Regions from separate parts of the Mus musculus genome. Here all the other regions are linked to region 1. Evidence: chromatin loops called from intact Hi-C (ENCODE). Cell type or tissue: gastrocnemius. All regions are shown on one strand.

Region 1 (5,000 bases):
GAAATTCACCAAAGCCTTTTGCTCCTGCCACAGGAGCCGCTGAAGCCTGGCCTTATGTGCTCTTAAGGAGCTGGGGCAGAAGCAAGCTTGGGAAGGGGAATATTGCAAAAATAACGATCCTGAATATTTCTAAAATGAATCTCACTCCACCACAGCCCACAGCCTGTGTGAGGAGTGCAGAGGGGAGGAAAGTCTCCTTCCTGCTCATGGAAGTGTGTGTGTGTGTGTGTGTGTGTGTGTGTGTGTGTGTGCGTGTGTGTGTGTGTTCATAACATGGCTGGAATGGAGGAAGGTTAGAAATCACCGAAGAAAGAAAGAAAGAAAGAAAGAAAGAAAGAAAGGAAGGAAGGAAGGAAGGAAGGAAGGAAGGAAGGAAGAAAGAGACAAAGAAAGAAACAAGGAAACAAAGAAAGAAACAGGAAACAAAGAAAGAAAAGAAGAAACTAAAAGAAAAAAGCTGAGGTCCAAGGGAGCGTGAGACAGTTATCTGACTTCTACCACGTCTGTCTGACGCATTCCCAAATCCCATGATGGTTTTGGCCACTGAACGTCACTGCATTCATTTCCTTGTTTTAGAAATGGGAAGACTGTGTTCTCTGCTTTCCACTCTGCTGATAACGGTCCCTGCTAGTTGCTGCTTCTCATGATTATGTAGCCACTGACCTTACAAAGTCCTCTTGGTCCACATTTCAGTACCAGCCTCCACACCGGCCATCATCTCGGCCAGGTGGCTGGCACCCTGTCCAGGTGGACCTTCAGCCTGATCAGGCAGTTCCCCCGCTAAAAACACCTGCCCCGCCCCCACTCTTTTCCAAACTCTTTCCAGATAGGCAGTCACAGGACAAGGAAATGGACAGTCAAATAGAAAGAGAGTGATTGTCTCTGAGAGTCCGTCAATCACTACAATGCTGATCGAGGTTAGCTGCAACCCAGGAAGGGATCCGTTCACATACATTCATCCGTGTTCACTCCCAGTAGCTCCCTGTGATGGAGCCCGTGCAGAAGAAACAGCTACAATCACAAAAACACAGATTGCACAGTCCTTCCCAGATCGATGGAGTTCAGTCCTCAAGGGAGAAGACCTGGGTGACTGCATTTGCTTTGAGCATCTCTGACTTTAAAACACTGAGAATGTTATCTATTCATTTTTAAAAGATTTATTTTTTAAAAATTATGTGTACATGAGTGCAGGTGGCCTGGGAGGCCAAGTGGTGGATCCCCTAGAACTAGGAATTACAAATGATTGTGAGCCACCTGGTGTGGATGCTGGGGACTTAACTAGAGTTCTTGGCAAGAGCAGTGCTTCTACTAAGCACAGAGCTATCTCTCCAGCCCCTTATTTATTATATAACACTGAGAGAGAGAGAGAGAGAGAGAGAGAGAGAGAGAGAGAGCGCACATATATGGAGGTCAGATGACAACTTGAGGGAGTCCATTTTGTCCTTCCATCTTGTGAGTCTCGGGTCAATCTCAGGTCATCAGGCCTGGTAACAACAGCCATAAGCTGATGAGCCATCTCGCCAGGCCCATCGTGACGTTTTGAAATGGTTTCTTGATAACATTTATAGGTTTGCATACGTTTACTTTACACAAGCAGGAAGTTCGAGAGCTAGATGTATATTCAAATCCCAGTTCTGAGCTGTGCCTAGTGGTACAGCTGTAGTTACTGAGAAACTTAGAATGCTGAGATAGGGGTTCAAAACCTACTAGGCTATATAATGAATGAGTTCAAAGCCAGCCTGGGCAACTTCATGTGACCCACCTCAAAATAAAAAATGAAGAGTGTGCTTGTATGGTCTTAAGTTCAACCAGTACTGGAAGAACAAAAACAAACAAAAACACCTCCCAGCTCCACCCAGATGAGCCAGCTTACAATTTCCAACTGATTGCCAAATCTCTCTAAATCAAGGTAGGTCCGGCATCTCCAGAACTCGCCTAGGATCAACACTTGCATTAAGGATAATCACAGCCTCTTGAAGTGACCAGGGTAGAGTTACAAGAGTCTCTGTTGACAAGGTTCATACTCAGGGACTGAAGAGGTGGCTCAGTAGTTATGGACGCTTGTTGTTCTTGCAGAGGACCCAGGTTTGGTTCTTGGCACCCACAATATCTGTCACTCCAGTTCTGGGGGATCCAACCCCCTCTTCTAGCCTCTATGGGCACCAGGAAAGCACACGGTGCACAGACAGCGTCTAGGCAAAATATTCACAAGTATTAAATAAATAAGCTTCATATTTTGAAGGCATTAAACACTTAAACAATACTGGCTATTATACCACTTTCACACGACAAAATGCTTTTCAGACCATTATGATTAATAAGATAGTCACCAAAGAAACAAAATCCCTGACATTGAAGGACTCCTATGAAGGACGCCCTGAGGTTTGTCTACAGACAGACCAGATCAGTAATAAAGGAACACTTTGATCTTTCACAAACAAAATTCAGATTTCAGAATCTGGCATTGGCCTTACCGCGCAGCCAGAGCTGAGCTTTCCTGAAAACTATGGCTCTCCCCTCAACCTCCTTTGCCTCACATTTTAATCCTGTGAATTTTGAGGAGAGTATGCCCTCTTGTGGCTGTGTGTGTATTACAGCTGACTTTTCAATCCTGTGACTTTTGAGGAGAGTACGCCCTCTTGTGGCTATGTGTCTATTACAGCTGACTTCCCTTAAAACAAAGAGGTTCTTCAAAAAGTTTACTAAGCTTTTTACGAATTTAAACTGTTTTTAAAGATGTATGGCCGGGCGTGGTAGCCCACGCCTTTTAATCCCAGCACTCGGGAGGCAGAGGCAGGCGGATTTCTGAGTTCGAGGCCAGCCTGGTCTACAAAGTGAGTTCCAGGACAGCCAGGGGAACCCTGTCTCGAAAAACCAAAAAAAAAAAAAAAAGTATGGTGTTGGAAAGATGGCTCAGAGGTTCAAAGCAATTGTTGCTCTTGCAAAGAACCTAGGTTTGAGCGCTACCACCTATGTAGCTCACAACGGTCTCTGTAACTCCAGTCCCATAGGATCTGATGCCCTTAGGCACTGTACGAATGTGGTACAGACATACATACTCAGGCAAAACATTTCACACATATACTAAATCTTTGTGGGGGGAAAAATCTATCTCTTGCCAAGATTTTTGCCACAGTCTGGTTCTATATTGTCAGAGGCAATCATGCCTTTTCTCTACTTCCTTCCCAGGGAGCCCAGGATGGGGGGAACCTGCAAAAAGAAGAGGGGCACTGGACTTCTGGACTTCCGAAGGCCTGGAGAGAGAAGGCCCATTTTCCCGGGAACCCTTTTGTATCCAGACTGGGTCCACACCCCTTCCAGACTCCGTGTAAAGCAAGGATGGTCTTTGTACTAATGTGTCCACAGTGGTCCATCCAGGCCTGCCGCAGATGCGCCTCTGTCTCTCCATGTCTGCGGCCGAGACCTCCCTTGTTAAAACTGCTTTTGCAGTTGACTTTTGAGTTTTCCTCTTTGGTTAGCCCACGACCTTGCAGGCTCCTGCCCATTCCAACCACTGTACCTTGGGTGTCCTGGAACTCAATCCTGGTTTTTCTTTTTTTGTGACAAGTTGCACAATGTTGCCCAGGTAGCCCCTGAATACCTGGGCTCAAACTATTCTCCTGCCTCAGCCTCCTAAGTAGCAGACTACAGTTGACTATCACCATACCTAGAACTTACTTGACTGTGTTTGTGTGTGCACACTCACGTGTATGAGCCCACCTCTTTTGTTAATTTTTTAAGATTTATTTTATGTATGTGAATATATTATCACTGTCTTCAGACACACCAGAAGAGGGCATCAGATCTTTTTACAGATAGTTGTGAGCCACCATGTGGTTGCTGGGAATTGAACTTGGGACCTCTGCAAGAGTCTTAACCAGAGTCATCTCTCTAGCTCCTTTGTCAATTTTAAAATTACATCTATTTGTGTTTGTACAGGTGTAGAACACACTGCACACAGAGGCCAGGGGGTAGCTTTTACGAGTTGGGTCCCAAGGACTTAACTAAGGCCATTAGCCTTAGCGGCAAGCTCCTTTACCCTGAGTCATCTTGCCTGTCCTCAGACTTCTATATATTCACTGCCTAGGTATTCTCTTATGGCTTTAACAACAATCTACTTTTTCCAAAGTAAATTGTTTATTTCAAATAGGTATTTCTAGCAGTTTCAGACCCCCCCCCCAAAATGAGCAGAAAGCCCAGCATTCACACATACTCCCTTATTCCTTCTAAAATATTACTTTAGCACCATTTCTTAAAAATCCATACACTTACAGTTCCTAAGTTTGGCTCTCCTGCTGTGCCTCTCCTGACTTCCGTAATTAATGCAATGATTCACTCAACTCACATCTAACATACATTTCAGTCAGGAAACCCAAATTCCCAGTCCCCTCCCAAATCTGCGCCAGCTCTTAACTTCTCAAAAGCTGCCAGGACATCTTAATTCCTACCTTCCTCTCTTCTGCTCTACCTGCAATACTTCCAAGACATAGCTCCTGCACTGCTCGCTGTCCAGTGTTGGATCCCCACGCAGGATGCCTGTGACCCATGAAGGCTCAGGCAGGAGTGAACCTAGGCTATCCAGGGAAACTGTGTGAGACCATCGTCAAAGTTACCTCTTCATGTCTCCATCCTTCACATACCGAGCGAAATGCAACCTCACTCACTAGGAGCCAAAGCTTTTCAAACCACTCACTGATTAACCACAAATTGACCCCACCCTGAACCTCTGGCCTCACGGCTTTAGATTCTAGTGGATCTGCTGGTCAAGAGTACTTTTTAAAAAAAGGTTTATTATATATAAGTACACTGTAGCTGTCTTCAGACACACCAGAAGAGGGCATCAGATCTCATTACAGATTGTCGTGAGCCCCCATGTGGTTGCTAGGATTTGAACTCAGGACCTCTGGAAGAGCAGCCAGTGCTCTTAACCTCTGAGCCATCTTTCCAACCACCAAGGGTACTCTCCCTTAACTGTCCACACTGCTCCCATTGACTCCTTC
Region 2 (5,000 bases), 300 kb before region 1:
GATGTGCACACATCTGTCTGGGTAGTGCTTTCCAGACCTGTCCACATAGAGAGGACCCGTAATGTAGGTGAGATCAGAGCTGCTCTCCTCTGCCTTGCATCTTTTTCCAAGAGATGCCACCAACAGCTGCTAACATGGGCACCAACAGCTGCTAACATGGGCACAGAGAGGGGAAGATTCAGACTGCGTAGAAACAGCTTCCCCCAAAATGAAAATCCATGGGTCAGGGGAGGGGGCACCATCCGCACAGCTCTGAGGAAGCCATCATCCCGTGTAGCTGCTTTCAGGCCACCCACATTTCTATCTCTAGCCCCCTGCCTTGTTCTGTAAGTAACGTTAATAAACTCATTGGTCCCCTAGGGGAACCTTGGTGGATCTGGACCTTACTTAGGAGGAAGCAGGTAGATGTCGCCTGGCCTCGACCCAGGGTGAAAATTCTGTGCATATTCCAGTTTATAATCAGAGACTCGGTCACACAGCAGGCTTCCTAGCAGCGTCAGCTGTCAGCCAGGGGGCAGGGCCAAGCATTTCCTACTCATCTGAGTCCCTGGTGAGCTCTAAGGGCACCTCCTACCGACAATGGACTTCCTACGCTACTAACTTATTTTATTTGTCGATTGTGTGTCTATGTGGGTGTCTGTGCACTGTGAGTACAGATGCCCCTGGAGGTGCAGAAAAGAGCCTGGGGTCCTTTAGAGTTATAGGCAGCTGTGTGTCTCTGGACATAGGTCCTAGGAACCGTAATTGGGTCCTCTGCAAGACCAGCCTGTGCTCCTGACTCCTGAGCCACCTCTCTCCATGCAGGCTATTCTCTTGTCATTAAAACTCTACTCCGTACCCGGTACTAAGCTGCCTTCACTCTCCCCCTGCTTTTAAAATTGGGTGTCCACAAACCCGGGCCCTTCCCAGCTGTTTTCAAGAAGCTGCGCGTGAGGCTGGCTTCCTCTTACCTGCTCTGCCTCATGAACTTAATGTTTGTTGTTTTGCTTTTCTCCCCAGCTTTCTCTCAATGCTTGTTTTCCCTCCTGGGTTACACGCTTTGTTTATTTTCCAACTTCCTTGTTTAATGACAAAGTCCTGTAGCGATGGGGAAAGGGGTGTTGGTTTTGGTTAGTTCCCCAAGTTTCTCTGCCTGAGGTTCCAGCTCCCGCTACGCTCTGAACTGCTTATAACTGACATTCTCTTCCTTTGTTTGAGCTGAGCAATTAGGAAATACATTTCCAAGTGATTGGTTTTTGTTTACCTTGGGTGTGACATTTCTGTCTTCATTGCATTGTGGATGTTGTGGCCTGGCCAACAATGGCTTTTTAATGACCCGGGTGCTTCTGTGACCCAGAACCTATCAGTGCTCAAATCCAGGACACAGTGCTTTTTTTTTTTTCTTTTCCCAAAATGGAAATATTTATGTTTTAATTTTTAAAGTTGTTTTAAATGATTTATTTATTCAGCTTGTGGGTGCACAATGTGCCATGTAGCACATGTATGTGCGTGCATGCGCGTGGTGTGTGTGTGTGTGTGTGTGTGTGTGTGTGTGTGTGTGTGTGTATGTGTGAAGCCGCTGTGCTTCACCCACCAAGTGAGGCCTGGAGATCAAAGTCAGGATGACAGAGCTTGGTGCCGGGTACCTTTGTAGGATGAGCTGTCAAACGTCACAAGAGGCTTGTTTTTAAATGTCAATCCCGATTTTTGTCTTCAGTTATGTTCTCCGCTTCTCTGTCTTCCTCCTCTGCCATAGCACATGGAATTGGTTTTCCCAGGTACTGCCGGAACTCAGGTTGCTTTGTTGTTGTTGTTTCTGTGGTGTTGGGGCTTGAGCTGAGCACACTGTGCTTTCATGGCAAGAGGTCACCACTGAACTACCCTGCTAGCCCCTCTTGGCTCTCTTTTACAGTAGATTATTCTCACAAATACATTTAGTTGTGGCACAGAAATAGAACTGGTAGTACTCAAAAGTCTGAAGTTTGGGAACACCGATAATGAAGGAGTTATGGCAGCATCAAAGACTAAACCAGGAGCTTCGCGCTGACACGGGTACCCAGCGACCAGGAGGTCACTAGCTGGTAGGGGACCCTCGCGACTGACCTCAATTTGGGAAGCCCGCTGCTGCTACGCATCCATACACCACCAGAGGGCAGCACTTCCCCGGTCTCTACTATGGGCCGGAGATCAGCTCAATAGGGAGGAATTTATTCCTTGGGACTGAAGTCTGGGACACACTTCCCTCCAAAGTTATCTGGGCATTTGACAACTGGAGAGAGAGGGGGAAGAGGGGAGGGGGGGGGAAAGGGGGAGAGAGGGAGAGAGGGAGAAGAGATTTAAACCTACTCCATTAGTGTCTTAGAGGCTGTGGGTGGGCCGAGGTGGCAGCTTGGGGATTTGGACAGCAGACGCTTGACAATTTGGAGAGCAGTGCTCCTGGGAGAAGGGGAGGTGAGCCTAACCAGCGCCCCCCCCCCCGGGGGGGCCTGAGTTCATGGTCTCTGTGTGTGTGCATGACCAACATTAAGTGGGGTGGACAGCTGGCAGTTGGTTTTGGATAAGTACCAGATGTCTTTGTTTTAAAGCCTTTTCCTTATCTATGCATCTCATCTCTGTGTGTGTGAAACACATGGGTGTGTGTGTATGTGACTGTGTGGGTGTGGGCAGGAGAGTGAGGAGGCCAGAGGCAGAGGGCAGACGTTTTTCTCTATCCTTCTTCTCCATATCTTTGAACCCAGGTTCACCAATTTGACTAGGCTGGATGCCCAGTGAACTGCAGGGATCCTCCTGGCTGTGCCTGCGACGTGAGGCACATTCACCACCATGACTGACTCTTGCCATGGGTGGTCATGTTTGCCTGACAAGCACTTCACTGACTGAGCCCGCTAACCCCTTCTCAAGCCCAGGCTGTTGTGTGTTTAGGAGACACATCGCGACAGAGAAGGTACATTTAATATGAAGTTGCAGTTTACAGCAGCTGGCGATACTTCCTACAGGGAGCTAGGTGACTGGGAGGTTTTCACTTTAGGCAGTTGTGCTTGGCCCGAGAGCTGGTGTGTGTGTGTGTGTGTGTGTGTGTGAGAGAGAGAGAGACAGAGACAGAGACAGAGACAGAGACAGAGACAGAGACAGAGACAGAGACAGACAGAGAGAGACACAGAGAGAGACAGACAGAGAGAGACACAGAGAGAGACAGAGAAAGAGAGAGAGAGAGGAATTCACTAGGCACTCAGATTATTTCCAGCATGAATTTCTCTCCCGAGCAAAGGCCCTGAGGTAGGTGTGCGCTTCCTCTGTGCAGGAAAGGGCAAGCCGGGAGCATAGCTGGTTGGCTGGGAGAAAACGGTCAGTGGCCGGAGCTGGGTACAGGTGGGGGCTGGGCACTTCAGAGTATGGAACCGGGGCAAAACGTCTGTGTTATAAAGAGGATCTGCTGTCATGCTATGCTTGAGGCATCGTGGCGCCCAGCTCACAGAATAGAGTGAACCAGATGTGGCAGAACTGGGGGAGGGGCATCTGTGTCGGGGCACAGCTGCTTAAAGACCGAAACTGGCGATACACTGGGCAGATGCAGGACCAGCTGGGCAGATGCAGGACCAGCTGAGGAACATCCTTTTTTTTTTTTTTTTTAAAAAAAACAGGGTGAAAGTTACCGTTTAGTGTCTCTGTCTCTCACTGGAAACAGAGTGCCACTGGAGAACACATTGTTTTCTTTAACTAGGCCATGATGACTAATTATTAAACTCACATCAAAAGGTTACCCTGTGCAGACAGGCAATTAGGTGGAGAGGAGAGCTGGAACCTCGATTCATTCCGAAACCCCGGTAGATAGAACTCGTGTGTGTGGTTTCTGAGCACAATGACTGTGAACATTCTCTTCAACTCAGCTGTCACCACAGGTGTGACACAAAACAGAAAGCTTTGCATCCGTTCCCTGGAGCATCTGGGGCAGTTCGTGGCCCGGCTTGAGATCTCTGCCAGACTGTTTAGGGAGGTATCACTGCCAGGCGAATGATAGGGGCTTGGAACTGGGGAGCTGTTGCTAGGTGTGGCTTTGTCCCATAGCAACCACATCCCATCTGGCCCAGGCCTCTCTAGTTTCCTTGTTCAGTGACATTCATGAGGGCTGGGACATCTGGGTGGCACCTTCAGCTTTCTGGGCTTCAGTTGTTTGTTTTTTGTTTTTGGTCACTTTAGACTTCTCTCGGGGACAGACTCTTTCTACGGGCCATCCCTTCCTTGGACATCTGCTGACTTTAGTTCCTATAGTTCAGACCTCATTGAGAATAAACCTCCTTGTTTCCTTCCCTAAAAGAGTGGCCCAGTGGTTTGATCTGGTGATGTGTGAACCCACCGTGATCCCATATAGGAATGTACGCACACACCAGATTTAACCCTGGATTGTAGCTGGTCTGATGCCTTAGAGGGCCCTGAGGCCCTCAGCTTTGTTTCCTCTCTACGGGACTGGCAAAGGGACAGTCATTGAGTTAGTATCAGGGCCAAAGATGAAATGGAGCTTTCTAAGGGTCAAGTGTATTGCTAGACACTTGGCCAACATGGCCACATTTCCTCCTCCTCTGCCTGTATGAAGTTGTCAGTCACTCCCACCTGAGGAACAGAGAGGCTCAGGCAGTTTCCCAAGGCCACACAGTAAGCAGGGCAGAGATGGCACTGCTGCTCAAGCTGGCCTACTCCTGGCCCGTCGCCAGACTTGCACACTAACCCCCTCTTTTCGTTTAAGGCTCAGTAAGGCCGTCAACAGGCACCAAGTGGTGGGGGCCTCTTTCTGAAAAAAAAAATAAAGTTATGTATTTGTTTATGTGCACATACAAACACACGTGTGTCATGGCATGTTTGGGGAGGCCAGAGGACAGTTTTTGGGAACCCATGCCTGTCTGCTACCAGGTAGGTCCCAGGGACTGGACTTAGGTCATCAAGCTTGGCAGCAGTTGCCTTCCCCCGCTGAGCTATGTCGCTGGCCTGTCAAAGGCTTTTTCAGGAGACAGAATGGAGACTTGGCA
Region 3 (5,000 bases), 61 kb before region 1:
ACTTGTGAACCTCTCATCCTCCTGGGTGGCCTCAAGCCATCAGCCGGAGGACTAGATTGGGGGCGGGGTAGGGGGAAGAGGGAGAGATCTGTATTAATATCTTGCTTTCCTGATATCTCTCAAAACACACAAAAGCCCAGGGAAGGGTGGCAGGGTGAGGTGGGACAGGGCTGAGAACAGGTGCAGGAGCAAACGGGGCTCAGGGGACCAGGGCTATTCCCTCAGGGCATCCTTTGTACCTCGGGGGTACATTCTCTTCCTCTGGCACTCCGGCACCCAGCATGGGCTCTCTGGAGGCCTCCTTAAATGTCCATGGAGTGGATGTGAGCAAGGTTTTAGGTCCGAAGTCCCATCTTCCTGGGACACCTGCTTGGCACTGCAGAAAGACAGGTCCTGCCATCCTCAGTGGAACTCCTGGCACTGGATGGAGACAACACCAGTCATCAGAAGACGTCCAAGGCTGAGCCACAAGAAGGGCAGGGCTCAAGCCCCTGCTCTGCCTCCCTCCTGTTCCCTGCTGGCCCTCCCATCCTGTCCCTTCCCTGCTGTCTTCTTGGGCACTTGGATTCTTTGGACCCTCAAAGTCCTAAGTGCCTGAAGAAAAGCCCCTCAGGTGCCCAGTAACTTGAAGAACCCCCAGAACTCAGCATCAGACCCTGTGAGGCTAACGCTGCCAGAGACAGAACAAGGACTTCCCCACTCCTGGGCCTGCCTAGAAACTGCTATGCCACACTAAGCCAGGATCAAAGCAGGAGGTCTCTTGAGGAACCTCCTCAGGAGGCAAGATGCAGTGTGGCCAAGCTCCAGACTCAAGTTGTAAGGTTTGTCCCAGCAGCAGGAACATCCTCACACCAGCGAGGGCTACTGTCCTTTAGCCTGAGCCCAAATTCTACCCTAGAAAGGAAACAGAGCCAACTAAGGGCATGTGGAGGGACAGGAAACTGAAGGTGGTGGCGGTTCAACTGGGAGAGATGGGGTTGAGTATTTGGGATGCAAGGAGTATCACACCTGTACACTAGGGGGTGGGCTTTACCTAGCAGCCCAGTACCAAGTACCAAGCCCCACCACCCTGGTTTCCAGGCTGCATCCTCTGGCCATACCTGGTAGATGAGGGTCAAGTCAGGAGGTGAACAAATAGGATAGCCAGGCCGATGTTCAGCAAGATCACCATACAGATGAGGACGGTGTTGGGTACCTGAAGGCATGGAGAAAGTCCGCCTGAGTCCCCACGACCTCTAGACAACCCCAGACCCCCAACAAGATTACAAAGCTGGGCAAAGAAGCCAGGGCTTATGGAAGTTTCTTCCTAAAAACATCCCTGGTTTGTCCACAGTTGGACCCTGCACCCAGGAGAGCAGAAAGAATTCTTGAAACTAATTAACCCAATCTTCCATCTGGAACTGCATCATTCACTTTAAAAGCTAGCTTTTGCTCTTTGCTGCTGAGTTTGGTTCCTGGACCCCATTAGAGGCTGGGGGCTCAAGCTCTGTTGGAATCTTCCTCCACTCTATCCCACCCCAGCCCCCAAACCTCCTGAACCTCCTGAGGTGGCTGGTGAGCTAGCCTATGCCACAGATTTCGCAGGCGCAGTCTACAGCTCAGGCTCGCAGTTTGCCCTTGTCCTGTTCTGCCTCCAGTCCCACAAGTTACCCCCAACTTCACGTGCGCACACAATCCCCGCCCGGAGCTGCCAGGACCTCAAAGACTCGCCTCTGCCCGCAGCCTCACCTCCTCCACCTCCACCTCGGCCTCCTTCGCCTGCGCCACTTCCTTACGGCCCTTCTTCTTGGCACCGGCCTTGCTCAGTCCTCGGGCCTCTGTCTTGCGCGCCTTGGCCTTGGGCTCTGCTTTGGGGACGATGGGCTTGGGCTCCAGAGTGGCTTGCTTGGCAGGCACCGGGCTTCGCGGCGCAGGGGGCTCCTCCTCCGGGACGGTGGCGGAGACGGGGGACGGGGGCGCCGAGTCGGATCGCCGGACCTCGGGCTCGGGCTCCGGCTCGGGCTCCTGCTCATCCTCCAAGGGCGGAGGCTCGGGTGGCCCGGTGCGCACGGCGTAGCTATGGTAGCCGCGGTACATTGCTACCTCGGGCTCCTGCGAGGGCGCGGGCGGCGGCTGCAGCGCCTCGATGGCCATGTGCTCCGAGGCGGGGCGCGCGGGGCTGCGACGACCGGCGCCATCCGACGGCGTGGCGGGCCGGCTGCCCTCTCCGCCGGGCTCCCCGTTCCAGGAGCCTGGACTCAGCAGGCCGTCCTTTGACGCTCCGGGCCGGGGCCTCTTGGGTTGCGGGGGCGTCCCGGCCGGAGACGGGGGTCCGCCCTCGGGCTGCGGGGTCTCGCGCTCATGCAGCTGCGGGCTTTCCCGGGGCCGCTCCGGGAGGCCGGTGCCCAGACCCCGCTCTGGGGGCTCCAGCAAGCTCTCAGAGTTCTCCAGGATCTCCTGGAGCAGCCGACGCTTCTGATACTCCGGACCTGCCGGGGACAACAGAGAGGTAGGCTTCGAACCCACAGCCTGCCGGGCCGTCCTGGGCCAGCAGGGTAGCCTCTATGAGCTACGTTCATTTATTCGGCTGTCACTCACTGCACGGAGGATCAGACTGGTGGAGCAGACAGTTTTAATAACTCTGTGAGGTAGGTGAGATTGTGAATTCTGTTGCACAGAGGAAAAGGAGACCCAGGGAGGTAAAATAATTTGTCCAACACCACACAGCAAAGGGCCAAGATAATGTGCTTAGCTGGTCTCTTTCCATCCTTATGTAAGAAAAAAAAATGGGCTTAATCACACTGTTGGAAGGTGGAGTTTTTGTTTTGTTTTGTGTTTTGGGGTTTTTGTTTATTTTTGCAAAAGCCACTACTGCAATAGTCACCCAACGCAGGCTAGAGTCCTGCGTCCTTCGACCAGCAGGGGGCACACTGTGACCAGAAGACTCACCTGCTGCATCACAGATGGGCCACTTGGATAATGAGCTGCAGCCAGAATGGTGTTTCCAAAGCACTTAGCATGTCGCTCACTTAAAATCCCTCGGACGCCAATCTCTACGCTCAGTAGCCAGCTCAGCTCTGCCAAGCACAGTCTGTGTCGCAGCCCCTAGTCTCTTTACTCAATTCACCCCCTGCTGCCTGTTGTACCATCTAGCTTCCTGAATGCCACGCTATTCCATTCCCGTGCCTTTGAATCTGCAGCCCCCTCTTCTTGATCCATCTGCCCGAGCACCCAGCACTTGCGGTGCAGTAGTTCTCAGAGGGTCGTTCCAGATGCTCTGTCATATGCCCCGTACCTCACTGGGTGTGTCATTCACGGGTTCCACTGGGACCCATTGAACCAGAAAATCAAGAAGAACCAACATTCATCCCCTGTGTGAGATGCAGTCGCCAAGAGACATGGCCACTGCAAGCTAACTGCAGCCGTTACGTGCTCATAGTTCATGCCCCCAAAGTGGGCACTATTCTTGACCCCATATCACAACCTTACACAACATCCCAAAGCTGGGGAGTAGCAGGTAGGGATTTAAACATGTGAGTCCGTGCTACCCAGTGCAAAGCTGCCTGTGTGACTCCTGATGCTGGGTCCCAGCTATATGTCATAAGAGCCCAGCACTGTGCCTGACACATAGGCATGAATTCTCCTCAAACTTTTGAAAGTTGCAGAGAGCCCTTTGACCTTCTCATGCACCACAGACCTGCCCCTCATCACAGCATCACCAGCTCCCCCTCCCATCTGCCTTACCTAGAGTAGAGACAAACTGGGGTAGGTTCTGCTTATAGCTGGGAACCTCAGCTTTCTCGCCAGTCTTGCATAGAGGCAGAGATGTGTGCCCCCTAATATCTCATCTCCTGTTTACATCCCACTCACAGGTTCCAAAAACGCACAGGCATTCAGAGTTCCACGTGAGCATCTCCACCTTGCAGCAAATGAAGCAAATGGGTCTGCCCTGCCCATCCCATCCTTGCCTGGCCCTACCTGGCTGGTAGAAGTCTGGAGCCAGCTCCTTGGCCAATGTACGGGCGATGTTGGACTCCTGGTTGGCAGCCAGGGCAGCCTGTTCTGCTGCCTCTGCCTTGGCTTTGGCATGGCTTGTCCTAGGGAGACAATATAGTGGGAGGTTTAGAATCTAGCCCTCTGCCCATCCTCCCTAAGACACAGCAAGTCACTCTGAACAGAGATTCTCACTTGGGATGTCAATGAGTATTACAGCCCTCTGTCCCAGACTATTGGGCATTCTCTAGCACAGTTGTCCAGTCTCTGGGAATGCACAGACTACATTCCTCCAGCCTCCCTTTCAGCTTGGTATGATCAGATGGACTGCATCCTTCCCAGTGCATTCTGGGAAGACCTGAAGCATTTTATTTCTGGGCCTGATCAATAAAGCCCATTTGCCGGTTGCGTTTTAATACAGACAATATTGTCACACCAGCACAGTGTGTTTTAGCCTCTTTCATTGCATAGTTTCTCTCTCCATCTTTGGCCAACCAATGAAGCCTGTGGACTCCTTTTCCAGACAATGTTTTATTTGTTTTGAGGCAGGGTCTCATTATATAGCCCTGAGAAGCTTGGAGTTTGTTTTGTAAGCCAGGCTGACCTTGAACCCCCAGAGATCTGTCTGCCTCTGCCTCTCAAGTGCTGGAAGCAAAGTCATGCACACCATCACATCTGACAGAGCATTTTTTAAAATTACACAAAGTAAGAGACAGGCACGATGACTCAGCAGGTAAAAGCGCTGGCCGAGCGAGCCTGAAGGCTAGAGTTGAACCTTGTGAACCCGAGAAAAGGTGGAAAGCGAAAGTCGGTGCCACAAGATTGTCCTGTGGCCTCCATGGACACACCATAAACACACATCGATAATAAGATCAATAAGGTTTCAAAATGCACGAAGTGTATAGAGCTGTGAAGAGCTGCAGCTGAATTGACACTTAAGAAAATATTTCAAAGAGCAAATCCATGTGGCTGGAGCGATGGCTCAGGGGCTAAAAGCACATAACGGATTCTTCTAGGGGACCCACGTA
Region 4 (5,000 bases), 350 kb before region 1:
GCTCACAAGGAGATTGGTAATCTGAGGGAGTGTGTGTGCAGCCTGCGGAGCAGCTTCTTGGACTTCAGAGGGCAAGTGTGAAGACAGGTAAAGGCAGAATATAATCATAGGACCAGCAGAAAGGCTACAGGGGTTGAGTAAGGCATGTAGGGTGGCCTAGGTCTACCCTCAGCAACAAAAGCCACCTAACAGTGATATAATACTTATATGTGCCTTATACATATTCATGTACTTGTATTGCTTAGAGTTAAAGGTTTGTACACAGTACCCCAAAATAAAGTGTAGGAGAAAATAATCTCCCACTTCTCCAACATGCTTTGACCTGGTTATTCTGCAGGGACTATAGACAAGGAAATAACTTTGCAAGGCAGTCCTTTTGTAAAAGAAATTTACATTTGTAAAGGAAATCTGCGTTAGCCTGCATTCTGTACTAGGAACCGGCTGATGCCTATATCTTTCTTTTAACTGGGAGACTTTTATCTGCATGACAAGACCACCTGTTTGCCACATAATTCCTTTCCTTATCCCTAGTTAGCTTGTGTCACCACCATTCCTACAGAAGTCCTTGGACCTCATTCCTTTTTGTACCCCAGGAAGCTTCAAACGTCTGAGCCTTTGTATGATGTCATTATTTTACAGGACTCCAATGGATATGCAAGTAATTAAACCTGAGTTTCCTCCCGTTAATCTATTTCCTATCCATTTAATTTGCAAACAAGCCAAAGATGCTAGGAGGAAAGCCATTTGCCCTTTCCTTACCCCTTTCCTTACTATAAACTCTAGAACTACAGTTTGGGGAAGTCAGTGCCTCAGTTTCTCCATCTGCTATCGGGTAATACAAGCATATAACTCATTGGGTTGTTATGAAGATCAAAGGTTTCTATGAACTGTTTTTGTAGGTGAGGAAGCAGGCATGGAGAAGTTTGATAATTTGAGATAATGGAACTAGGGAAAGGTAGGCTGGGAATCACCCCCGAGGAGATCTCACTGTAAAGCACACTAGCCGTGAAGAGCAGCGATCCACATGAACTCCTTTGAAGGGAGAGGGGTGGGGGGAAGCCTTGAATTAAGCCAGGTGAAAACTTGTAGCTTTCAAGTCTTCATCCTTCTGTAGTAAATGAAGTTTTCGGAGTTGTACTGTCTAAAAGGGGCCAGCAGTTTTTGGAAAGAGATCTGAGGCCTGAGCCTAAAGGGCATTTGGCTGGGGTTCTTCCAGGCTCCTATCCTTTCAGGGAGTCCCAGTAAGATGACACTCAGTTTTTAGGTAGTAAATGACAACCTGAAAGAGACAACCCTTGCCATCAGAAATTGAACGTAAGCCAACAAGCCTTCCCCCTGGGCTTAATACATTTCCTAGGAAAGGCTGCTGGGATCCCAGAATGCTCACAGTTCAGCAGAGGAAATGCGCACAAATGCAAGCAGATGGGCAGGAGACCCCAGTCGGGGAAGATGTGGGGAGTTCCTGGTCCAAATACGGCCCAAGCAAAAGCTGCAAGACTTAATTTCGCCTCTCTGTGTCTTGGCGTGGTGATCTGGAAGGCCGTTACTAAATGGAGTTACAAAGATTTAACCCGGACAGAAGAGAGGTTTAAGTTTGGTGAGAGAAATGTTGGGATTTTGAGCTGGGTCTCTCTGAGGCAGCTGAAGAAGCAAGAGGCTTGCAAAGGAAAAGATACAAACCCAGTCAAAGGGAGCATGGGGGCTCTAGGGATAGTGGCTTGGACCGTCCCAAGCAGTGACAATTTGGGCGGGAAGTTTCTCCTATTCAGTTCTTCCAGTCTTTGCTATGTGTGTGGCTCGGGGTCTATCTAAGATTCACACAGAGCCAGGCCTCGCGCCTCATTGAATCCCTAAGGTAGGTGTATCTGGACACAGTAGATTGCCAACTAACAGAGCATCTGCCCGCTTGCACATTCGGTTTCTGCCCTCCGGTAAACCACTCCCCTCTTCCCCATGCTTGGGCTCCGCCCCTACAGTAGGCCCCTCCTAGGGTTCTGGCGCGCGGGCTCCGCCCCTCGTGTCTTGTACGCTTCGCCCCTTCCGTATGCTCCGCCCCTGCGCTCGCGCGCCAGGGCCGGGCGGCGCCGACGCACTTGGCGGGAGATAGGAAAGTGGTTCTGTGCGCTCCCTAGGCAGCTGCAGTTCCTGGGAACGTGCGACCAGACCTGCAGACACGCTGACGCCTGAGAGCACCGCCTGGGGCCCGGAGCGGCTCGAGCAGCCTGAGTCCTGACCCCGGCCCGGCTCCCGCTCCGGGCTCGGCCGGCGGGCGTAAGGGTGCGGCGGGGTCCGGGCCGGGGGGATGTCTCGGCGGACGCGCTGGTGAGAGGCTGCGGGCGCGCTGGGGTCCTCTCCCTTCTCCTTGGGTCGGCAAGCGTGAGATGGGGATCCCCGGGAGAAATGCACCCTGCGCCGCCCGATGCAGGGGCGCGCGCCACGTTAAGAGGCTATCGGGACCCCCTCGCTCGGTTCCTGGGCCTCCTGGGCCCGGGAGTCTGAAAGCGCGGGTTCCCCCTCTAGACCGGGTCCCAGCCCTGGGTGAGGTCCATCATCTCCCGCCTAATTGCAGGGTGGGGAAGGAAGGCTGTCGCTCGCGGTGTCAGCTGGAGGCCCATTACTGGGTAGGGAGAATGTCTCCCCTTGTCGCAGCGAGTGGAAGGCAGAAGCCTGGGAGACACTTGTCGATCAAGAGTGGCTCGAATTTGCTGGCGTTCCTTTCTTGTTAGCATTCCGGGAAGCACAAAGCCCCTGGGCCCTCCGCGGGATGCGAGACGGGGAATTCGTTGTCTCATGGGGTTTCGGCGGCCGGTTCGGTTTGGTTTCAGAAGCCTTCTTCCTGTCCCACGCTAGTTTTGGGCAGTTGGGGATGAGTAAAGACTATTGGTGTGCAACGAGACTGCTCTGCTAGCAGCCTCTGAGCCAAAGGCAGGAACTGGGTTTCCCTCTTAGTTCCCTAGAGGTTAGGTGGCTGGGTCAAGTCTGGACTTTTGGGACACCTGTGTATCTGGGGCCTAATCGCGGGGCTTTCCAGCCTTTCTAAGGCGTGGGATAATTGGGTTCTGCTGTGTTCCTTCTGGGTCTTTCCAATTCAGAACGCCTTTCCACCGTCTTCAGATGGCCGAACCTGGCCTAGGATGAAGATAAGGCACAGAGATGCCTGCTTGCTTACTTGCAGAGTTCTTCGTGGCTGGGTTGGGTATTGGTTTGGTCTGTGGGTGCTGATCAGGGTGGCTTCCCATGCCCCGGTGTCTAGGACAGTTCAGTGCCCAGGAAGGGCATCTGGAAGTACTAATCCCAGAGCCCCGGGCTTATCTGAGGGTCTCTTTTGTGAAGTGTGGACTCTGTGCCCCTGCATCCTCACGAGCCTTTCTCTGCCACATGGTGTGACTCCCTGTACCCCAGTGGCCCACTTCCCTCTTGGCCTCTGACTCACCTTTCCCTGGAGCATAGCCCAGAACGTACAAGGGCAAGAGAAAGGGTATGTGTATATACAAAAGTGTGACTTTTCTTTAAACAGCACACTGGCCTCTGCTTTTCATGCTACGGTTCCTAGGGAGGTTAGGGTGTAAAAATGTGGAGCTTGGTGTGACATAATCGTTGTCGGCCTCACTTTTCCCGTCTGTTAAATGGAGCCCTTGAGAATGCGCAAGAAGGTGTGTGACTGATGGATACTCCCATCTGTTTAATAGTGTGACCATGCCGGGTAGCAGCAACACATGTCTTTAATCACAGCACTCAGGCAGGTGAATCTCTTCAGTATACAGGACAGCATGGTTTGCAGAGTGAGTTCCAGGGCAGCCAAGGCAACATAGAGATACCTATCTCAAAGGACCCCCGCCCTCCAAATACTGTCACTATTACACAGCACTGAGGCTTCAGGCTCTCTTACACAGAGCCTTTTCCCTAGGACACCGGCTGAGCTTCTAATAGAATCTGGGCCTCGTGCTGGGTTTTGGAGAAGCAAACTCAACTGATAATGTTTAGTAGATTTTGCCTCCTGCTTTACAATGGTAGGTGGGGCGTGCATTGGGTCAGCACTGACAATACAAATCTGCTTTCTGGATTCTGTGACGCGTATTGCTAGGCTTAGGAACTTCTTTTCGTTTTCGTCGGGATTTTTTTTTAGAATTGTTTCGTAGGCAGCATCTTTGCAAGTATCCATTCATTCACAAATCCACTCCTTCCCTGGGCAAATATTTCTTTAGGCCTTTTCTGTGCCAAATTCCAGGATGTGAAGTTGGAGCTGACCTTTGTGGGTGAAGTCAAGAGCAGAGGTTGGGGCTGAGGGCTGGACCTGGCTTTCCAGAGTGCTTGTATGTGTGTAGGAGTGACAGGGAGGGAGGCTGTGCTGAGTGTGAGGGAAGACAGGGAGGGCTGTGCAGACACCAACGCTGCACACTTGTGGGCACAAAGTGTGGCTCGTCTTGCTCGTTTGGAAATCTCTACTCTTCCCAGTTACATATGACTGACTAACCTTTCGTATTTGCTCGAGGTGACCGAGTGCAGGTCCCGGGGAAGGATTAACCAAGTTCTGTGAAAAACTGGTTGTTTGCCTTTCTCCCTTAGTTATGTATCTGTGGGTGGTTTTGTGCACTTGCGTGTAGGTGCCCACAGAGGCCAGAGTGGCTGGACCCTTCTGGAGCTGGGAGGTTGTGGGAAGGGTGCTGGAGGCTGAATTTAGGTCCTCATCAAGGGCAGTATGTTCCTTAGTGGAGCCAGCTCTCCAGTCCCTAACTAGCATTCATAGTGTGATCTCCTTCCTCAAACCATCAAACTAGGCAATAGGATTTTGATAGCAGGTAAAATATTCCATGTTAGCCAGGTGATAGTGGTGCGTGCCTTTAAACCCAGCAGGGAGGCAGAGACAGGCCGATCTCTGAGTCTACGATTGAGTTCCAGGATAGCTACGGCTACACAGAGAAACTTTGTCTTGAAAAACAAACAAAAACAACGAAAACTTCCATGTTAGTTTTTTTTTTTTTTAAAGCCTCCAGACATCA
Region 5 (5,000 bases), 130 kb before region 1:
AATCTGTGGGTTCCACTCTCAACACTACATAAACAGGGTGTAGTGGTGCACACCTGTAATCCCAACACATTGAGAGGTAGAGGCAGGAGGATGAGAAATCCAAAGGCACCCTCGGCTATGTGGTAAAGTCAAGGCTACATGAGACCCTTACCATATAAAACAAAATATAAAAGGAAATAAAAATAATAAAATAAGATTCATAATGCTAGACTTTAAGATCCCTCCTCCCAGAGATTCCAAGGGGAGTCAGCTCTCCTCCAACTCTATAGTTAGTCCCAAATCATTAGAATGGGCCCACACTCTTCCCTTCTTTGATCTGGGACATGAAAGATACCACTGACAGCCTTTCTGTGTGTTCCAGAGCTCTTAGGCCTCATAGCCACCTTGCTGCTGCTCTCTGGATATTCATGAGGCCCCACAGTGAGGAGCAGGTTGTCATGTTGAGCAGCAGATCTCTTGCACAGCAGGGTCTGGAATAGGGTCTTCACGAGGTGACCTAGTGAGGGGGAATGCTGGCTTCAGACTCATGAAGCCTAACCCAGAGACTCCAGGTTCCAACACTTCTTTCAAGCTCTGAACTCCACCCTCCCTGACTGAAAGACAGAGGTGGTAGATGTGTCTTTTCAGAATAGACGTGTTTAAAAGGAGAGTGTAGGGAAACGCCGGAAGCTGAGAGAGGCACACGGTGGGGACTCTGTGTAAATCAGCCCCAGGCCAAGCTGGCTTGTGCTCAATGTTTGGGATCTGACTACCCCCCCCCAAAAGGCAAGTGTGTGTTTGCATGCTTATTTTTAAGTGTGCTAATTGCTTCTTTAGAGGAATTGTCATAATCATGTTATTTCAATATTTTGATACAACACATGCTGATTTTTCTAAAAGGCTTCTGGTCGGTTGGGTAAGTTCCAGAGCCTTGAGGTTTGGGTTTGGATTAAAAAGGATGGAGTTCTGTGGTCATTTGGCATTCCCTGGCATCCTTCCCAGTGTCAGAACCAGTTCTGAATGCTGGAGGACAGGGAGGGAGGGATGGAGGGAGGGAGGGAGCATTCAATAGCATGAGACACAGGTTCTAGGGGATGGTTGTCTTCTGGGAGGGGCAGATATGGGAACACCTGCGTGAGACTTGAACCTAGAGCCTGGAGCAGTCCTTATGGTGAGCTCAGCCTTGTATTGTAACGGAGTTCTTTCTAGGTGTCAATCACTGCTCTAGGTACTGGGAACAAAGGGACTTAACTGGAGTCTTCATGGGGCCTGGGGCATTGGGGGAGGGGTATACAAGCTGAAGGTAAAAATGAGCCACAAACATTAGGTACTGAGCACTATGGGAGACTTGTGAAAGTGCCACTTTCCAAAGGTGGACTGGACAGTTGAGACGGTGACTCTGAACAGAAAGGCAGGCCAGGGGACTTTGCACTCTGGAGTAATGTGATGTCCATGGTTGCTTCCACCTAAAGACACTTGCCCCTTCAGCTCATCTTGGTGGTAAGGCTGAAGACAGACAGTGACCCACAGTGCATGGAGCGGTTTGTGTGGCACATGGGTTAAGGGATCCAGCAATGGAGATGCTGAGTCAGCGAGCTGCTAGTACCCGTTCTGTGTCTTTGGAGAGGACCCTTAATGTGGAATTCCACCAAGAGCAGCAAGGGTAGCAGCCCTGAGCCAGCAATGGCTGGGCCGTGTGAGGACTTACGGGGTCATGTTTGAGACTAAGGTCTTGAACCCAGAGGCAGTGGGATGTGTGCCTGAAGGATCTAAACCAGCTTAGTTGCACATCCATGGAGTATTAATAACAATGGAAAAGATACTGAGCCAGCCTAGATGGTGGATATGGGAAAAACAGTAAAATAGATACACAGCAAGAGTTTTACTCACCCATGAACAGTGACGTCATTTGCAGAGAAAAGATTGGAAGTCGAGAGTTAAATATCCAGACTCAGCTAGATATCATCTGTTTTCACGCATATATGAAATTTATATTTTAAATATATATTATATATATAATATGCATGTATATGTTACATGAAAGTAGAAGGGGCTAAGCTATGGAAGCAAAGGAATCGGTAACACACAATGATACACCTCTGAAAGTGTCATAACAAAACCTATGATTTTTTTTTGCACTAACTAAAACTTTAGCCATAATGACAAAGCCAGGGAGCTGCATGTGAAGTGGGAGTAGCTCCGTGAGATGATGCTCTTTAGAGATCATCTGCCTACAGGAGGGAGTAGAGGGATAAGAGAGGGCTGTGGGGGACCAGGAGGAGGCTGTCATTGTCCATGGTGGGGAGGTGGGAATGGACTGGGCAGATTTTAGAAGTATTTTGGAGTAGTTCTCATGGAATGGAGAGGTGAGTGGAGGGGAGGGGCAGGTTTGCGGATAGAGGGTGATATCATCAGAGGAAACAGGTGCAAGGTAGAGGAAGGGAACGTTGGGTATTGAGATGTCCAGCTGCGGTGCTCAGGGAAGCAGCAAGAATGGAGGATGGATGTGACACCCAGGGGGCTTTGAACACGAGGTTTGTTGAGGTCATCTGAAAGGGAGTGTAAGAGGGAAAGAGAAGAGAGCTCAGGGCTGACCAGGACAACTCCAACATAAGAAGAAAGCCAAGGGAAGATAGCAGGTAGACGTGGGCCACCTTTTCCAGGTTTCCAGACATCTTACCCAGCTGTGTGGTGACTCCACAATAGCCCTGCAGAGGGGGCCAATGAGCGCAAGGCGATGTTGGAGTCTATGGCAGTAAAAGGCAATTTTCACTCTTTCCCAGGCCATCATAAGGTCCTTAAACAGTGTCTGAGGAACATGAGGTACATGCTACACGTCCCTGCGCTGACACAGCCCGACTCAAACCTCCCTATACTCATGGCTTCATCCACCAGTCCTTGAGAAGCGGGCACTGTTATAGACATGCAGGGAAGGGATGTTTAGTTGTCATGCTGGGTTCACAGAGCAATACAGAACGATAAGCCATGTCTTTCCTCCATCCACCCTTGCTCTGGGGAAAGAGCCCGGGACCATACAAGTGCTGAGCAAGAACTCTGCCACCAAGCCATGTCCCCAGTCCCACGTGCTACTGTGGCTCAGGCCTTTCTTTCCCTCTCTGCACACACATGTTGATGAAGGTTTTCTCTATCCACAAATACCTTTGGGGTCCTTCATCACTTCTGGGATATCCTCAACCTTTACCTCTGCCCCATTAACACAGAATCCATGACATCCGCCTATCCTTTGCGTCTGTGGTGGATCCTGGGTAGTTTCTTCAGCTCTGTCTTCCCGTTTACATAGCTGTCTTCTGTTGACTCTCATCTCCAGAGTATAGGGATGGAGGACTAACTCCCCAGGCTGATAACAAAGCCAGGTATAGGCAGGAGCAGACAGGGAGACTGAAGCTAATCCCACACTAGAATCCGGTGTGACAGTCCTAACCAACCAAGTCCAACACTGCCCGAAGTGAAAGACAGAGCAGAACCAAGCAGGGTTTGTTCTAGGGATGCAGGGTGTTCAATAAGCCTGTAATCCTAGCACTCAGGGGGGCTGAGACAGGAGGATTGCTGAGAGTCCGGGGCTACAGAGTCAACCCGTTCTCAATAGGAAGGGAAGGATGGGGGAGTGGACTAAAGAGGGAGAAGATAAGTCTGTTATCACCCAGACTGGGTGAACTCGAGAAGGGCATCGGAGTCCTTCAGTAGATTCGGGGGGAATAGTTTGATGCAATTAAAATTTACAATAATCTGAGCCACCAAGATGTCTCAGGGGTTAAAAACTCTTGCCACCAAGCCTGATGGCCTGAGTTCAATACCCAGAGCCCACACAGGGGACAGACTCCCACAAGTTGTCTTCTGACCTCTATGTGTGCACTGGGGCACACGTGTACACACACAAACGTGTACACACACCGGCACACATGCAAACACACACACACACACAAATGTAATTAGCAATTTAAAACTCATGTACGGTTTTTAAAAATTTACTCACCCTGACTATTGTGGAGTTCCCCGCCCTGCCCCGCCCACTGAAGCATAATCGGGCATGTGCCACAAAGCCAGGGCTTATCAAGGTCTGTGGTAAAACTTGGGACAAGGAGAAAGGCAGATTTAGTGCTATGTCTACTAGCTTGTCCTGGGGTCACTGGCCAGCCCACATGGGTGGGCAAATAACCCAGTAAGACTGGAGGTGGCCTCTTAGCTGCTAATCTGCTTCACTCACACTCACCAAGGAAAGGACCAAGAGAAGTCCTGGCTACCCAGGATGCCTAAGGGGAAAACTCTGGCTGCCCGGAGCTCCAGTCTCTAGCTCTTCTGCTCATCTTGCTCATTCGTTCTCCTTGGACCAGGCCCCCCCCCCACCTCTGTAAAGTGGGTGGCCAAGGGAGCTCTCAGGTGGCTCTCAAGTGGCTGTGGGCCAGGTGTGCTGGAAATCGGGAAAAGATGCAGGGAAGCACCTTTCAGGAGTCCAGGCTCTTGTCTGCAGAGCCTCTGTGGGAGAAAGATTCACTGAGGAGCTGAGCAGGCATCTAAGTCAGCTCACTAGGCTTTCATTGGGGCTATCTCGTTGCCAAGGGGTTAGCATTTTTTCCCATGGTTGCTGTTGGGGATGCTATTGAATACTTTCTGTGGTTTTGAGACACTGACCCCACCCCTACCCCTCTGTTGTTTTCAGACCTATAACAGCCAGGGCGAGAGTAACGAAGACTATGAGATTCCTCCTATAACGCCTCCCAATCTCCCTGAGCCATCCCTCCTGCACCTGGGGGATCACGAAGCCGGCTACCACTCGCTGTGTCACGGCCTTGCGCCCAACGGTCTGCTCCCTGCCTACTCGTACCAAGCAATGGATCTCCCTGCCATCATGGTGTCCAACATGCTGGCCCAGGACGGCCATCTGCTGTCAGGCCAGCTGCCCACGGTGAGTCTGTTTCCTGCATGAGCCCCATGGCTCCAGAAGGGAAGGGCTTGAGAGGAGATAGTGCCAGGCTGAGCCGAGGAGCCCTGATCATGTGCAG

The links. A loop is a pair of places that touch in the nucleus more often than their neighbours do. Peaks named below come from ENCODE experiments on the same cell type or tissue, not always from the same donor. Only the 100,000 strongest peaks of a DNase experiment are listed, where the experiment ranks them.
Region 2: a loop joins it to region 1, with 19 times the contacts of the local background. A loop is called at or near these places in 15 of 42 quality-filtered maps.
Region 3: it touches region 1 in a loop (7-fold over the local background); 32 of 42 quality-filtered maps call a loop at or near these places.
Region 4: a loop joins it to region 1, with 4 times the contacts of the local background. A loop is called at or near these places in 11 of 42 quality-filtered maps.
Region 5: a loop joins it to region 1, with 14 times the contacts of the local background. A loop is called at or near these places in 7 of 42 quality-filtered maps.

Annotation. Positions count from the first base shown.
Region 1 is chr2:163,398,832-163,403,831 of GRCm38, forward strand. No RefSeq gene overlaps it. Among named protein-coding and RNA genes, the nearest start is that of Jph2, 3.4 kb to the left of the region's middle. In gastrocnemius, no CTCF peak of the experiment used is centred here; a DNase peak (open chromatin) is centred at 2,579; H3K4me3 peaks cover 179 bases; H3K27ac peaks cover 2,270 bases.
Region 2 is chr2:163,099,606-163,104,605 of GRCm38, forward strand. No RefSeq gene overlaps it. Among named protein-coding and RNA genes, the nearest start is that of Gtsf1l, 13 kb to the left of the region's middle. In gastrocnemius, a CTCF peak has its summit at 2,110 (motif pointing right); DNase peaks (open chromatin) are centred at 2,124, 2,408, 2,757, 4,674 and 1 more place.
Region 3 is chr2:163,337,505-163,342,504 of GRCm38, forward strand. It overlaps Jph2 (junctophilin 2), which reads right to left. Exons shown (of 6, transcript NM_021566.2): 3 at 3,958-4,076; 4 at 1,729-2,468; 5 at 1,101-1,195; 6 at 1-420. The coding sequence ends at 1,115. Among named protein-coding and RNA genes, the nearest start is that of Gm35750, 16 kb to the right of the region's middle. In gastrocnemius, a CTCF peak has its summit at 2,903 (motif pointing right); DNase peaks (open chromatin) are centred at 2,220, 2,932 and 4,011; H3K4me3 peaks cover 726 bases; H3K27ac peaks cover 3,022 bases.
Region 4 is chr2:163,052,527-163,057,526 of GRCm38, forward strand. It overlaps Mybl2 (myeloblastosis oncogene-like 2), which reads left to right and starts at 2,109. Exons shown (of 14, transcript NM_008652.2): 1 at 2,109-2,322. The coding sequence starts at 2,303. In gastrocnemius, no CTCF peak of the experiment used is centred here; DNase peaks (open chromatin) are centred at 2,022 and 2,740; H3K4me3 peaks cover 1,323 bases.
Region 5 is chr2:163,271,312-163,276,311 of GRCm38, forward strand. It overlaps Tox2 (TOX high mobility group box family member 2), which reads left to right. Exons shown (of 9, transcript NM_001372575.1): 3 at 4,658-4,903. Among named protein-coding and RNA genes, the nearest start is that of Tox2, 71 kb to the left of the region's middle. In gastrocnemius, a CTCF peak has its summit at 2,684; DNase peaks (open chromatin) are centred at 439, 736, 970, 4,408 and 1 more place.